Linked DNA regions of Homo sapiens: region 2 is linked to region 1. The links are chromatin contacts, found by Hi-C or POLR2A ChIA-PET in ENCODE. All regions are on one chromosome and are shown on one strand. Each heading gives the region's core, a stretch centred on a gene start or an enhancer-like site at or near the end of the contact. The rest is flanking DNA. Distances are from core to core; before and after follow the strand shown. Region 1 holds the start of TRAF5 (TNF receptor associated factor 5). Region 2 holds the start of KCNH1-IT1 (KCNH1 intronic transcript 1).

The links. A loop is a pair of places that touch in the nucleus more often than their neighbours do. ChIA-PET counts read pairs that join two places held with the same protein, here RNA polymerase II (POLR2A). Pooled maps may share reads with other maps.
Region 2: a loop to region 1 is called in a pooled map, with 2.6 times the contacts of the local background. The contact joins the promoter of KCNH1-IT1 here to the promoter of TRAF5 in region 1. A Hi-C loop is called at or near these places in 7 of 50 pooled maps. POLR2A ChIA-PET finds 5 or more read pairs at or near these places in 2 of 52 experiments (MCF 10A and RWPE1).

The regions. Positions count from the first base shown.
Region 1 is chr1:211,323,981-211,331,034 of GRCh38, reverse strand. TRAF5 (TNF receptor associated factor 5) reads right to left here and starts at 4,202. Exons shown (of 11, transcript NM_001033910.3): 1 at 4,146-4,202. RefSeq lists enhancers at 715-774, 4,338-4,727, 4,997-5,498 and a silencer at 3,908-4,277.
Region 2 is chr1:211,130,688-211,138,054 of GRCh38, reverse strand. It overlaps KCNH1-IT1 (KCNH1 intronic transcript 1), which reads left to right and starts at 4,681. Exons shown (of 2, transcript NR_046784.1): 1 at 4,681-4,867; 2 at 5,029-5,776. It overlaps KCNH1 (potassium voltage-gated channel subfamily H member 1), which reads left to right and starts at 3,907. Exons shown (of 11, transcript NM_172362.3): 1 at 3,907-4,188. The coding sequence starts at 4,110. RefSeq lists silencers at 3,726-4,005, 4,500-4,690, 5,917-6,117.

The DNA.
Region 1 (7,054 bases), core at 2,953-5,452:
CAAATGTCTAAGGTGCTTCTGAAACATCATGGTGAAGATTCTGAATATTGCAAATCATAGTGGCCAAGAAGATAACTGGGTGAGGGATGGAAATTTGATCAGCCTTTCCTTAAAAGTGTTGGTTTAAGTCTTGGGAATGGCCAAGGGCTCAAGGAGAGAAGCACAGAGAATTGAAATCCAACCTGAGGACCCAGCCTTGGCCCCATACCTGCACTTGCAGGACAGAGGAGGATAAGAAGCTGGAGGTCAAGGAAGGGAATGCTGGTGGGGACGGTGTAGCAACCTCCAAGGAGATAAGTAATAGCTGCAGCGTGGGCTGGTATGGGCTGGTGACTGAGGAGTACCAGGTCCTGGAAACCTACACAGGACAATCAGAGCAGCGCAGCAGGTGCACGGTGCCGAGTGAGGAGCGAGTGCAAGAGCTGTCCACTCTTTACAGAAGCTTGTCAGTGAAAGAAAGAGAAGAGGGACTGGGGAAACATGGAGTCTTCTTACTAACAGAAAACTCAGCTTGTGGGGGAGGGAAGAAGTCTGTGGGAGGGAGGCAGGGAGGGAACCTGCCTCAGAGGGAGGAGGAGAGAGCTGACTTGGGAGTGTACGTGGAAAAGGTACTCTCGCCTTGTTCTGGAGGAGAGCACTTTCTCCTTGAGAGAAAAAAAAAAAAAGCCATGGAAAAAAATTCAGGAATGTTCTGAATTGGTAAGGAGGGAAGTTGATGGAGCCTGTGGTGTCAAGAAATGAGACATGGGGCTCTGCTGAAAGTAAGTGAGATATCCTGGGAGGGCACTCACTGGGCTCTGTCACTTAATACTGGGTCTCTAAGACCTGCACATCACACGGATACTGCACAGTGTACAGACCATTTGCATGTATACTGCTTTTGCTACAGCACGATCCAAGCATGCACCACCACCTGCCTCCAGGTACAAATATGCAAAATGTGCTCACCACTGTCACTGTAAACAGACTGAGTTCCTCTGTCAGGACTAATGAGTACTTTCACTTTTATCTCCTGCCTGGTCCTCCAAGCCACTTTCTCACAAGATAGGACTTGCTGGAGGCCATATGGGTCAAGGCTGCTGAGTGATCCTTCAAATAAAGCTTTCCTCTGGGCAAGGCAACAAATTCATGCTGGCCCACTCCTGGGTGGTGGCAGCGGCAGCAGCAGCAGAGGCCTGCCAGCTCTGAGGACTCCCTCTGCCCTGCAGCGTGTTCTCCTCTGCCCCAACACACACAGATACTCACTTGCTACACCTCTGCTGGAGCTAGAACTCCTATCCAGAATCCCAGAAAAAGCCACAACCTGGGCAGAAAAAAGCTCTTCAGAGACTGAGTCAGACACTGACCCCTGATCAGTGACAAAGGTGTCAGGCAGCTTTTGATGACTGTCTCGCTGGTTCTCTCATCCTCCTCCTGCCCAGAATCCTGGCTTCCTTTAATTAAGATACTATGGGAAAAACACAGGAATTGGAGAAAGAAGACTTGGGATTAGGTCCTGCCCCATCCCTACATGCTGTGAGGTCTTTCAAATCACTTCTGAGCCTCAGCTTGCAACCAGGTAAAGTGGAAGGAATAGCATGTGCCTCTCCCTTCTCCTGAGGAGGTAGTGAGAAGTTAATCAGATGAGATGGGCTTCTCGTAAGCTGTACAGTGTTATTCTAATTTCTGGATTTAAGCAAGTCCTGCTGGGAGCTCAACCTCTCTCTGCCAAGCCTACCCAGCACTTGTTCCTGGCAGCTCAGACCCCAAGGGAGACGTACCCTGAATGAATTCAATTCGATTCAGCAAACATCTGTTTAGGCCTACTCTATGCCAGGTTCCAAGACACACATGAAAACAGACAAGGGTCTTGCCCGGAGTTTGCCTGGCTAGGCAGAGCTAACAGAGTGGATGTCTGTTCTTGTGGTGGTTAGGCCAGAGTCTCCAGCAGAACTTGCTCCATGTTGCTGGGGACAGACCACAGAGGCATTATCAGAATCTGGGTCCCCTTGCTGACCCCTCAGACGGAGGAAGAGGTGGGCAGATATGGCTCTCTGAGAAGCCAGGGTGAGGGGCCTGGAGCAGGGGAACAAGACACCTCAATGCTCTGATCCTGGTCCAGCAGTGGAGCTCAGGGAGCTATTTACCGCCTCAGTGCTTCACCCTCACAATCTGAGAGATGTAGAGAATAAGCCTGCTCTAACTCATGAGGGCGTCATGGAGGACGAAATGAGAACAAAACGACAAGAACAAAGAGAAAATGCTTTGCAAAGGAACGAGCTTTACAAACAAATAATTATTTTTCCTTCAAGGTCCTCCCCAGTAAAGCTGAGCTAATCAGAGGAGGTTTGTCTAAGTACTGAGGTGCCTTTCCCACTGCAAGCCTAACAAGACTGACTCTGAGGCATCTAGCTCCCCGACTGTGCAAATCATCCCCACTGAAACATCCCAGTCCCTATCGTCAGGACGTTCAGTGGACGGCAGCTCTTTTCCACACTCTTTCCATCGCCCTACTACCCAAGTCCAGCGGGCTTGCTGCTGACAGAGGGAAATACCACCATCCTACCCTGCCCGTCACAACAGGCCTCTCAGCCCAGAGGCCGTGGGAGAAGTCGCCTTCTCCATCACTTCCCATGTTCCAGATGCTGGCTCAGACACTTTCTCCTGCCTCTGTCCAGGAGCCAGGGATCTGAGAGGTGATCCATTCCATAGAGTTACAACAAAAACAGTAACTGTAACAAAATCAAAAACCTTTACAGAAGCTAGGCGTTTTCCACTTCCATCTTACATCCATCGTTCCTGCAGCAATTTCTGTCTTTCTAGTTCAAATTAGAGTTAGGGATGGAAGTGTTTCCACCCAAACCATCAATTACATTAACACCCCTGTTTTCAGCTTTGTGAGTACATAAGGCAGAGCAGCTGCACTGGGATTTGAGAGTTCCTAGCCCAGCCTTTTGCTGCCTAAAATTATCTCGCACACACCCAAAACTGTTCTATTTCCAGAAATGGTTCAACTAATTTCTTTGCATCTCAGGTCTTCCAGAGCCCTTTTAAAATGCAAGTATCTCTGGAGGAAATAACCATATTCCACTGGCCCCAGCCCAGTTCTCACACAGCACCTGCCCAATAAATATTTACAGAATTAAACTGGTTACCAGATGCCTATCCTCACAGGAGGTGGGTCAGAGCCCAAGGCTATGGAGGGTGGGGGCTGCAGGGGCAGCCCTGGCAGGGAGCCTCGCCTGGTTTCACCAACCTCAATGCTCGCCTGAGGCAGCTCTGCCTGCCACAGCGAGATAACTGAGTTCTCATGAAAGTAAATCTGAAATACCCAAATATGGAAACTTAGCAGAAGGAGGCCGAATGAGCAGAGAAAGTCGGCCAGCCAGAGTGGCCCAGTGGGACCCGCAGCAAGAGCGTGGCCCCGAAAATTCTCAGAACCACCAAGACCCTGCAGAACAGGAACAAAGTGGAGACCATCTGGTACGGAGAACTCAGAATCTGCGAATTCTCTGGGTGCCTCTGGGCAACTCCTTCCACCTCTCGGAGCTTTGGTTTGCGTCAAGGTTCCTTAGAGCTCGCCTTCTGGGGGAGGGGGGTAGCTGCTTTCTAAAGGAAGACGCGCAAACGAACAGCTGGTAGAGGCTTCCATTCCTTGCAATCCTGAAGTTTCATTCTGGAGTTGCTTTGATTGGAAAGCCCTGCAAAGGTGGAGAGGGTGCCTTCGGGTGCGGAAGGGGGCCAGGGCCTGGTTTGCAGTGCGGATGTGCGGGACGTGCCTGAAAGTCCTCCCCGCCAGTGCACCCCGACGGAACCTGGCCCCTCCGGTCCACAGCCGCCCTCTGGACCAGCTCCCCAGCTTTGGACCCCCAGTCTCCGCCCTCGCCACACCTCTCCCCGGCTAAGAAACCCGCTCCGCACCGCTCCCGCTGTCCCCGGGCCGTCGGCGGTCACCTGCCCCGCCGGTCTCCCGCAAGCCCGGGCCCCTCCGCCTCCCCCGGCCCAGCCGCCGCCTCGCGCCCTCCCCGCCGGTCGGGGACCGGCCGGACGCCAGCAGGCGCTTTCGGTTTCAAAGTAACTGGGACGAGATGAAAAGCGCTCGTCGGTGTCCCCACCCCGGCCCTTCCGTCGCGAGGGTGCCCAGGGCGGCGACCCGCCGGACTCACGTGGGGCTCGGCGCGCGGGCTCCGCGAGGCCGGTCTGCAGGCGCGGCTGCTGCTCCTGGCTGCGGCCGGCGGCGGCGGCGAAGCGGAGGCGAGGCCTGGGGCGGGGCCGGGGCGCGGGCGGAGGGGCGCGGGCGGGCGCAGGGGAAGAGCGGACGCGCAGGAAGGGGTCGGGAGGAGGCTGAGACCGTCATCCAGGCGGTTGGAAAGCTAACCTACCCGCTTCAGAACCGTTAGTATCTACAAGTCCAGTCATCTGATTTCCCTCACGTGCGTCTGAATTGTGGCCGTCTTGCTCTTCCGTCAGGCACAACAAGGCTCAGCCCGTCCTCTCCTGTGTTGACCCATTTGCTCAAGGCCTTGCTTGAGATCTGGCTCAAATCAGTCCTTCCTGGACTTTCCTTCAGGGTAGCACAAATTTGCCAGCCCTCCTCTTGCTGTTGGCCTAACACCAGCAATCTCTGAGAGTTGTAGAGCTCCCCGGTTGGCTTCCCAAACATCTCCTGTGGTCCTCAAAACAAGCTGGTGAAGTAGGCCTGGTCATCCCCATTTTACAGATGAGCTGTCTGAGGGCCAGAGCAGCAACGTGGAGTGACGTACCCAAGGTTAGACACGCTCAGCAAGCTCTGCAGCTGGAACTTGAATCCAGGTCTGCTGTCTGCCTGTCTCTCTCCCTCTCTCTCTCTCTATACGTATTTTTTATTTTATTTTATTTTTTGAGACGGAGTCTCGCTCTCACGCCAGGCTGGAGTGCGGTGACGCGATCTCGGCTCACTGCAACCCTGGCCTCCCAGGTTCAAGCAATTCTCCTGCCTCAGCCTCCCGAGTAGCTGGGATTACAAGCATGTGCCACCACGCCGGGCTAATTTTTGTACTTTTAGTAGAGACGGGGTTTCACCATGTTGGTCAGGCTGGTCTCATCTCTTGACCTTGTGATCCGCCTGCCTTGCCCTCCCAACAGGCGTGAGCCACCGCGCTTGGCCTGCGCACTCTTAGATACGGGCTCTTTCTTACAATATATTCTCTCCAAGGGCAATACATTCTATATAAATGAAATGGACCAAAATTCCAATTCTATCTAGATCCTTTACTTTCAGTTAGGCCACCGTGGGAAAAGTACTTAACTGCTCTGAGTTTCAGTTACCGTCCTCGTCAATAAAAGGGGAGAATAATACACACCTTGGGAGTCAAAAACTCAGATGTGCACAGGAGCTCGGCAGGAAACATACAGGAGGGAGGCAGAGGTTGTGGTCATGGAGAAAGGAGGGAGGCGCTGGTGCACTAAAGAGCAGGTGGAGGATCTAGTGGAGCAGCCACCACCCAGTGCCAGCCTATTGTTACCTGATCTCTTATTTCTCCAAAGAGCCAGAAATCCAGATCCAAACCTTTTTTGGTTGGTGAGTTAGATGAACCGCTCCGTGGGGGAGAGGCACTGGTGGGTGTTGCTTTGGGACTGTAGATCTGTCTCATAATCTTCTCATGAGAATTAAATGAGATGGCACTCCTGTACGCCTAACACAGAGTAGGTGCTTAGTGAACCCAAGTTCTCCTTCCTGTTCTGCCATACACTATACTTTCCCTCTCTTTTTGTGGGTGTGTATTTTTTGAGAGAGGTTCTCACTCTGTCACCCAGGCTGGAGTGCAGGGGCATGATCACAGCTCACTGCAGGCTGGATCTCCTGGGCTCAAGTAATTCTGCCGCTTCAGCCCCCAGAGTAGCTGGGACTACAGGCACACACCACTACGCCCACCTCCCCCAGCTCCTTTTTTTTTTTTTTTTTTTTTGAAGAGATGGAGACTTACTATGTTGCCCAGGCTGGTCTCAAACTCCTGGGTTTAAGCGATCCTCCCACCTCGACCTCCCAAAGTGCTGGGATTAAATGTGCAAGCCACTACGTCCCACCCGCTTTCTCTTACCATTGCCTGCTTCTTGCCTCTCTTCTCATTACTTCCAAGCATAATAAAGTTGATACTGTTTTTTAGAAGTTATATCTCCTTTCACTGGCTGGAACATCAGTGTCTAGTATGCATACATGCAGGTATGCTCAGAATCCCTGGTCCTGTCATTGACTGTAATTTGCTTCTCTCTCCTACTCCTCTCCCCACCAACTAAATAAAGCAGTCAATTGTTCCAAAAATTACATCCAAGCCTTAAATATGATGGAATAAAACCTGGGATAGAGAGGTGGATCTTTATTGTGGTGGGAAATGGGGGCCGCATAACTCGAGGGCTGCGTCTAAGTGGAAAGGGTAAAGGAATTTTAGACGGGTATTAGTCAGAAGTCAGTAACATAGTCCCAATTCCCTGTTGATCATAAAGCGGAATTTGAATCCTGTATGTACATAAATGCACATATAAAAAAACATTAAATACCTTCAAGTGATAACTAACGTTTATTAAGGTTTCTTTTTTTTTTTTTTAGATGGAATCTCGCTCTGTCACCCAGGATAGAGTGCAGTGGCGTGATCTTGGCTCACTGCAACCTCCACGTCCTGGGTTTAAACAATTCTCCCACCTCAGCCTCCCGAGTAGCTGGGACTATAGGCGTGCACCACCACACCTAGCTAATTTTTGTATTTTTAGTAGAGATGGAATTTCGCCATGTTGGCCAGGCTGGTCTCAGATTCCTGATCCCAAGTGATCCACCCACCTCGGCCTACCAAAGTGCTGGGATTATAGGCATGAGCCTCTGTGCCCGGCCTATTACGTTTTATATACCAGGTACTGTGCTCAGTGTTTTTTATATTAACTCATTTAATAATCAACTCCATTTTATAGATGGAAAATCTTATCTATTGAGCAATTTGCCCAGAATCACAAAATTCTTAGTTTGAGAGAGGCAGAATTTGAATTCTGGGAAGTCTGGTTCTGGTACTCCTAGCCACTATACCCTACCCCTCAAATAAATGAC
Region 2 (7,367 bases), core at 3,432-5,931, 190 kb after region 1:
TTGTTTAGAGGAAATGAGAAAGAAGAATAGCTTAGGGCACTTGGAAGGATATAATTCAATTCTACAAACATTTCACACTATCTATTGGGTTAACCATGGGTGAGTGTAGACCCACATCAGTGCATTCTTTTCCCCAGTCAATTAGATTCAGGGACTAGTATTTCCTTTGAAGCAGATTCTGTCCATTCTCCCAACACTAGGGAAATACATCTATAGCAGGGAATCTTTTTTTTTTTCAATGGATATAGTCTGCCCAACATTCTTCCTATAAGATTATTCAAATAGAAGTTTTGTTAACAGAAATCACATATAATAAGTCAGTCAGTCATTGGGCTATAGAAGCTGAAATTTCTCATGCTGCAAATTCCTCCACTTTTAGATATTTAGATATTTCACTCCTGGTGGCTGAGTAGTGAAGTCGCCTCTATGTTCAATTTCTCCTCCGCTTAAGTTGCTAATGACGATGCATCCATGGCCTGCCCCTTCCAGCTCGCAGACCTAGGACTCACAGGCAACTTTCCTATGTTAGAGAGGTTCCTGGCTTTCTAAAATCTGTCACCCACACCATGTGGTCTTAATGGAAGGAAAAATGAAGTTCCTGTCTTTATATGATAACATTTGCCCCTTCTGATGTGTGGCATTGTCATCCTCTTCATTTGATAGACTTGTTGTTGTTGTTGGGAGAGATTTTTCTGTCATCTCCTGGACTCTTTTCCCAGCCAATCTGCAGATCACCATCTCCATATTCTCCCTATAGCATTATGCCTTCATCACTATCTATTACTTTTGTGAACTCACTAATTACAGTGTAGCTTAATAGCATTTATAAGAACAAAAATTGTTATAGTGTGTCTTTGTTTCAAGGAGCTCACAATCTACGGTGTGATACAGACATAAACACATCTTATAGCTAAGGGGTAAACAAAATGCTGAGGGATACAGGAGGAAAGAAGCCTAGAAATAGTAGACTCACATTTTAGAATTTATTTCAGACTCTGTATCTGAACTCTGTATCCCTGCAGAAAATGGGCTACATTTTCTGCATGGAAGGATAGAGGCAGTTGAATTGGAACTCTGGTCACAGTTATTTAAAGTTGTCCCTTTAAATGAAGGAGTGGCTTTGTCTGTTATGCAAAAATATAAGCGTTCTCAATTGGTTTGCCATGGTACATTGGTATATTGTGAATCCTTTAGAAATCTGTTACCAAGTTTTGACAAATCTGTAAGATTAAAGTTTACTCTAACTGAGATTCCCATATTACAGAGGTAGATCTCAGACAGAACTTTAAGTTGAGCAGGTGCTGGAACTGAATGTCAAGGAGGGAACAAAAGGTGGCAAGTAAAAGGTAAGAAGCACAGTATCCCGTCAACTAGCACCAAGAAAGAGGGAGTGTTTACTGGAATATTGAGAATGTGGCTGTGGACAGGGCAGAACATGATTTTATTCCTGCAGTCAGATGTGTTGTGAGTGAACCAAGGGAATGGGGGAAAAACTGGATGTACCTCCACAGACACCATGAGACACTCACATTGTGATGAAAGACTGCTGACTTTTTAGCAATTTAATTCTTAAATATTTATTTTATTTAAAAATCCATGAACACCTCCAGCTTTTTTTTTTTTTTTTATGGCAAAACAGTTCATTGTAGCTGTTCACGTAGTAATTATCTTCCTCTTGCATCCCCAGGTAATGACTGTGATCTTGACCTAAAAGCCACCTTAGTTAGTTTGAATAAGGAAGACCTTGAAAGGAAAGGTAACTGACCAGAAACACTCTTAAGAAGCACACAATGAAGAAATGATCATTTCTAAGCAAGTACTTAAAGTGCCATAACACAGTATAACAGTGCTTTTATAAGCATCCAGTCTTATTTAAGCAAAAAGACGTAAAATAATGTGATCGTGTTATGGCACACAATCTGGAGGTTTAAAACTTTAAAAAAAAGAACCACTTTGTAGTAGCACTATTTTGTTTTAGGTCTTTTAATTTCTTCAAGTGTGCCACCAAAAATTGTAGTATTCAAAAAGGTGCCAATACACACACACATACACACACACACAGAGTCCATGTTGAGATCCATTTCAGTAGTACATTTAAAATGGAAGACATCTTATTTCTTTTTCTCATCAGGTTGCCCACCAAGGCTTTAACATCTCTGATCTCAAACTAATATCATCTGTTTCCTTTTTTATCTAAGCCACAGAACATGAGAGCTCATTAAAACCTTAGAAATTTTATTAACTCTCTATGATAGTTTTCCCCTCCACATTATTTTCTTTATCTTCCTTTCACAAGCAGGATTATGAGGTTTCTTGATGGGTTTTTAATATTGTCATGAAAAATCTTCCCTTGGCATGTTTGTGCGATAACACAACTTTAAAAACCTTATTTAAATGAACTTATTCAAATGAAGTGGATAGGCACCAAACTGGCTCAGCTCAGCACCAAATACATTTCAGAATCAAGTTCTCTTCAACCAGTGTTATCTCATTTGTAATAGAACAAAGAACCACTAGACGGAGCTAGGGTTTAAGAAATCACTGTTCTAGACTAGGTAACAGGCGATGGGTAGAAGGCTATCTTAAGGAAAAAGTGTATCATTACTTGCATTTCAAATCCTATGACAGTCTTATCCAACTCTCTGCTAACAGCAATCTGTTTACTTTGTCTCTACACAAGACGAGATAAAGGGTGATATTCGTAATGGCCCAATTTATTTAGTCACTCCAATAATGACGTCTGACCTTGGCACAGCACTTTACAATTTAAGGTGCTGTCCCCATACATAATTCTTGCTTGATCTTCACAGCAACTCTGAGAGATTTCTGGGCAAGAATTAGTTCTTCTGTTTTTGAAATTAATTAACTGAGACAGGATGTCTTTGCAATACATTAGGATATGTCAGGATGGCTAACCCAGACAATTAATTTTCAGGGTTAGTTTTTTTTTCTCTTACATTTTTGTGTTGACTGTTGACTCAGTCTGAAACTAGTAAACTCTCCATTCATTTCTCCTGTGGGACATAGGCTTAGTCTCCCACCGCACCGACTGGGGATACATAGTAAAAAGGCAGGTACAGACTATGTGTGGGTCGAAATCCCCCAAAATAAGTGAACAAACGACCGTTGTCTTAGCCCCTGTCCAGAAACCTTGGGTGTATGTGGTTCTTCCGTATACCAGGGGTCAGCTGTAAAAACTAACTGTATCCTCTGCACTACAGACTACCCTTCAAGCCAAAGCCACGGTTGCTTAATTAATGCTGCCCCTCTCCTGAGCATTCGCCCTTAGAGACAAGTCCACCCCTTTGATGTTTGTCAGGCAGTTTGATACTGATCATACCAAACATCAGGAGCCTGCATTTGTGTCTACGGTAAAAACAACCCAAGACAACTCTTCTGAAGCTGAATCTGCCAGTCACTCTAAATCTGCACTATTGCAATACGACTTCATTAATTACTGCTCAAACACTGGCCTAGAATCAAGGTGGGGCAACTTTCACTAGTCAGGCTAACCTTACAGGAAGGCAAGAAGGTGTTCCCAGAGCCTCACAGGTCCCGGGGGCCCCGGCCTGAAACAGAGCAAAGGAAGAGAGTTACATCAGCACGCTCCCCTAAGACTTGTTGGGGGTGAATCCGCCCTGAAAGCTGCTCACAATGCCCTCCTCTCCACCCAGCCCATGGCACATCCTGAACACATTTCCCGGCTGAACCCAGAGGGTGGCGCTGCCGTCCCAGCCTTGGTCCACGGCCGCCCGCCACTTCCCTGCCTCTGCGGGAGCCCCCCAGCTTGGTCTCCCGCAGGCCGGCGGTGGGGCACGAGCCCGGTAGGGGGCGCCGCCGGCCCAGGCGCCGCTGCTCCCTCCGCCCACCCGGAGGCGGCTGCCGCTAGCCGAGGCCGGCGCGAGTGCACTGCGAGGCGGGCCGCAGGGAGGGAGGCGCGAAGAGGGCGCGAGGGTAGCAGCCAGAGGGAGCCGCCAGCCCTGCCTGCGGATCCCCGCCGGGCGCATGGGGCGCTTCGAGCCGGGACTGCGTGCGGGCCCCGAGGCCAGTTTCCTGCTGTCGTAAGAAGCCGCGCCAGGACGCCCGCCGGACCCCGAGCTGCTGGGAGGATGACCATGGCTGGGGGCAGGAGGGGACTAGTGGCCCCTCAAAACACGTTTCTGGAGAATATTGTTCGGCGGTCCAATGGTAAGAGGTGCATTCGGATTTCGATTACCCGGGCGTTTTATCCGTGCCTTTATTGCAGAACCTCTCGCCGCTCGGAGCCAGCAGATGCAGCAGAACCCGCGAGCTCTGCTAAGGAGCCGCGGCGCGGGCACCCAGGGCAGCCTCCCCGAGGCAGAGAAAGGTGGGCAGGGCGGGGCGGGGTCTGATGGGTCCCCATCCTAACAGGAGAGCTCTTCTGGGGACGCCTTTTGGGCCTTTCTAGCGCCCTCTCGGTCTTATCTCCAAGGATGCGTGACAGCTGCTGAGCAAAGTACTGGGAAAAGTGATGGAAAGCTGGCTGCAGCCGGAGCGGCAGCGCGCGCCCCATCGGCACTGCCCACCCTTCCGCGAAGGCTCTGGGGCTCCCGGGCTGCTCCCAGAGGCGCCGCCTCTCCCCAGGGAGAGCCAGCAGTAGAGACGGGCAACTCCAGGTCCCCGCTGCCTCAGAATGGGAGGATCCGGCTGCCTCCACCTTCCATCCCTGCAACTGAAAAGTCCGAGGTGTCGGGACGTGCTCTCGGCGGCCTGATTCCACCCCTTCACCCACCCACCACTTTCTAGGTGAAGTTAAGGCTCACCTTCGAAGTGAGGGGCAGATGGTTTTCCTGGCGTCAGGTGGGAAGTGGAGGGCACAGGTGCAGAGCGAACTAAATGGTCACAGGTACAAACCTGTTATATTTCCCCTCTTCCAAACCCACAACGGTTTTATGCCACCCTTAAGTGTTGCTCACCTATAAATTCCCAATCTCACCAAACCTATAAATAGATCCATTACCCAATAAACTGACAATCAGCACTCATCTGTTTCCTTGTGGCATTAAGATCGACGGTAGCATGAAGCCTTGAGAGGCGAGAGTCCTAGGAGCGGGGATGGAAAGGAAGAATTCCAAACGCCTTTCGGACTTAACAGAGGAGAGACCCCAACTAAGCACTTGCAGAGCGACTAGGAGTCCTGGCAGTTGGAAGGCGCAGCGCACGAGTTCATCAAATGGCTATATTGAAAGATAGCCAAGCATAAGATGCTCTTTGCAGACTCCTAGAGCCCCCACCCCACCCCTTCCAGAAACAGATGACATTCTTCTACCAGGGAGACATGAGGAGCTAACTTAGGAAATGGGTTTTAATAATGTGTAAATATCACGATTTCAGAGTCTAAGGAGCTTCTGTGTAAAATGATGAGCTTCTGTTTGGATTTAGTTAGGGATTCAGGGGAAGGGCATGAAAAGTGACTTATGCTACTAATAAACACTCTTTAATTAAACAGTGATTTAAGTTTATCTTATAATGAAACACATCAACTAGCATAGCAAATAATCACGTATTATTTAAGTACTTTCTTAGAAATGATCATTTCTTTATTGTGTGCCTCTTAAGAGTGTTTCTGGTCAGTCACCTTTCCTTTCAAGGTCTTCCTTATTCAAACTAAGGTGGCTTTTAGGTCAAGGTCACAGTCATTACCTGGGGATGCAAGGGGATGATAATTGCTATGTGAACAGCCACAATGAACTGTTTTGCCATAAAAAAGCTGGAGTTGTTCATTTATTTTTAAATAAAATAAGAGTTACTGTGCTATTATTGCTATTTTTATTGGACTATTAAGGGGTATGGAGACAATCTTGCAAATTTGGTTATCCCATTGTCAGTGACACCAACTTTCTCATAAATATCAATGACAATTCTATTTTTCAGTAAAGAGGCAGTGCCCTGTAAGTTAGAGGGGAAACCCAGTACCTAATGTATACTGTGTATGTTTTTGAGTGGAGGGAGCAGGAAGAGAAACTTACATGTAAAAGTCACAAGATGCCTTGGGTTTTAAGGGAACCTTAAGAATCTTGGAGCTGTGAAGGCAGAATACTGTCTATTTTAGTTGATCTTATTAGAGCCACTTTCCCTCTGTAATCATAGAATGTGAATAGAATAAGTCACTGGGAATATTTTTAGGATGGGCATTGTCATTTCAACACCAGTTTCAGCAGGTTGATTTCAATTAACCAATCAAATGAATAGCATCAAAAAAAATGAAGCATCTTGGGAGAGTTGGATGAATTTTTAAAATTATTATTTCAGAATAAATGGTTCTCATCTTGAAATATGGGACTCAATGTTTAAAAGGTGATCCCTTTTATAATATTTCCTGAACACAAATGGAAGAAAAAATGTGAACTCCTAGAAATATCACAATATCTGCATGCATTATATTATTTTACTGTGGTGGAAAAAGTCTATTTAAAGATATTGATTGTCTCATTCTAAAATCCATGAGCCCTTTTTTGGACATTACGGTATTAAAATAGCATTTTACCTTTGAATAGCAATATTTTATGATCATTTTATTAGATATTTTCTCCCAGTGGTCCTGTGCAGTATTAATGTTCCTCTTTTACAGATCAGAAAACTGAGTCCTAGGAATATTAAGTGGCTTATTCAAAGTGGCAGAGCAAACAATGCCTGAGGCTGGTATTCCTTAGAGGACATCTATCATATATCCTTCTCTCAGCATTATAATTTCTCCAGCTTTTATGACTTAGTCTGTGGAACTATTTTTATCATCCTTTAAAAACTTCTCATATGATAATGAATAATAGTACTGACTTCATTTTGGGTTATTTGAATATCTGATGCCCGGAATATCATAGAGCTGTGGGAAGAGACAGACCTTAAATATTATCTAGTCTGCCTCTCCTTCCCCATCATTGTATAAATAAGGAAATTGATGCAAGAGGCTTTCCTCAAATATTTAAGGGCAGAACTAATGAGGCCCCAAACCATTTGAGTCCAATGTCAGATTCTTTATGGTACACCATGCAAAAACCCTTTCCTCATGTTACCATTATATTCTCTCAAGAAGCATAATTTCCCAGTGGAGATTAAATAAAATGTTATAACAACAAGAACAACATCCATCTTGGCTAACAGCCACACTACCACATCTCAACAGAATAATAGGGCAAAGGAAAGGCTAATTATATTTCAAGGAAATGCAGTCTGTTCACCTTTGTCAGTGGTTTAGCTGAAGGCAAAGGCGGGGATAATGGGCACTTAACATCTGTGTGCCCCATTATAAAGTACCAAGTCACTTTTCACAGAGTATCACCTTTGATCCTCATAAGCTAGTAGAGGAGGTGCAGTCTCTCCATTTTAGAGTTTAAGGAACTAAAATC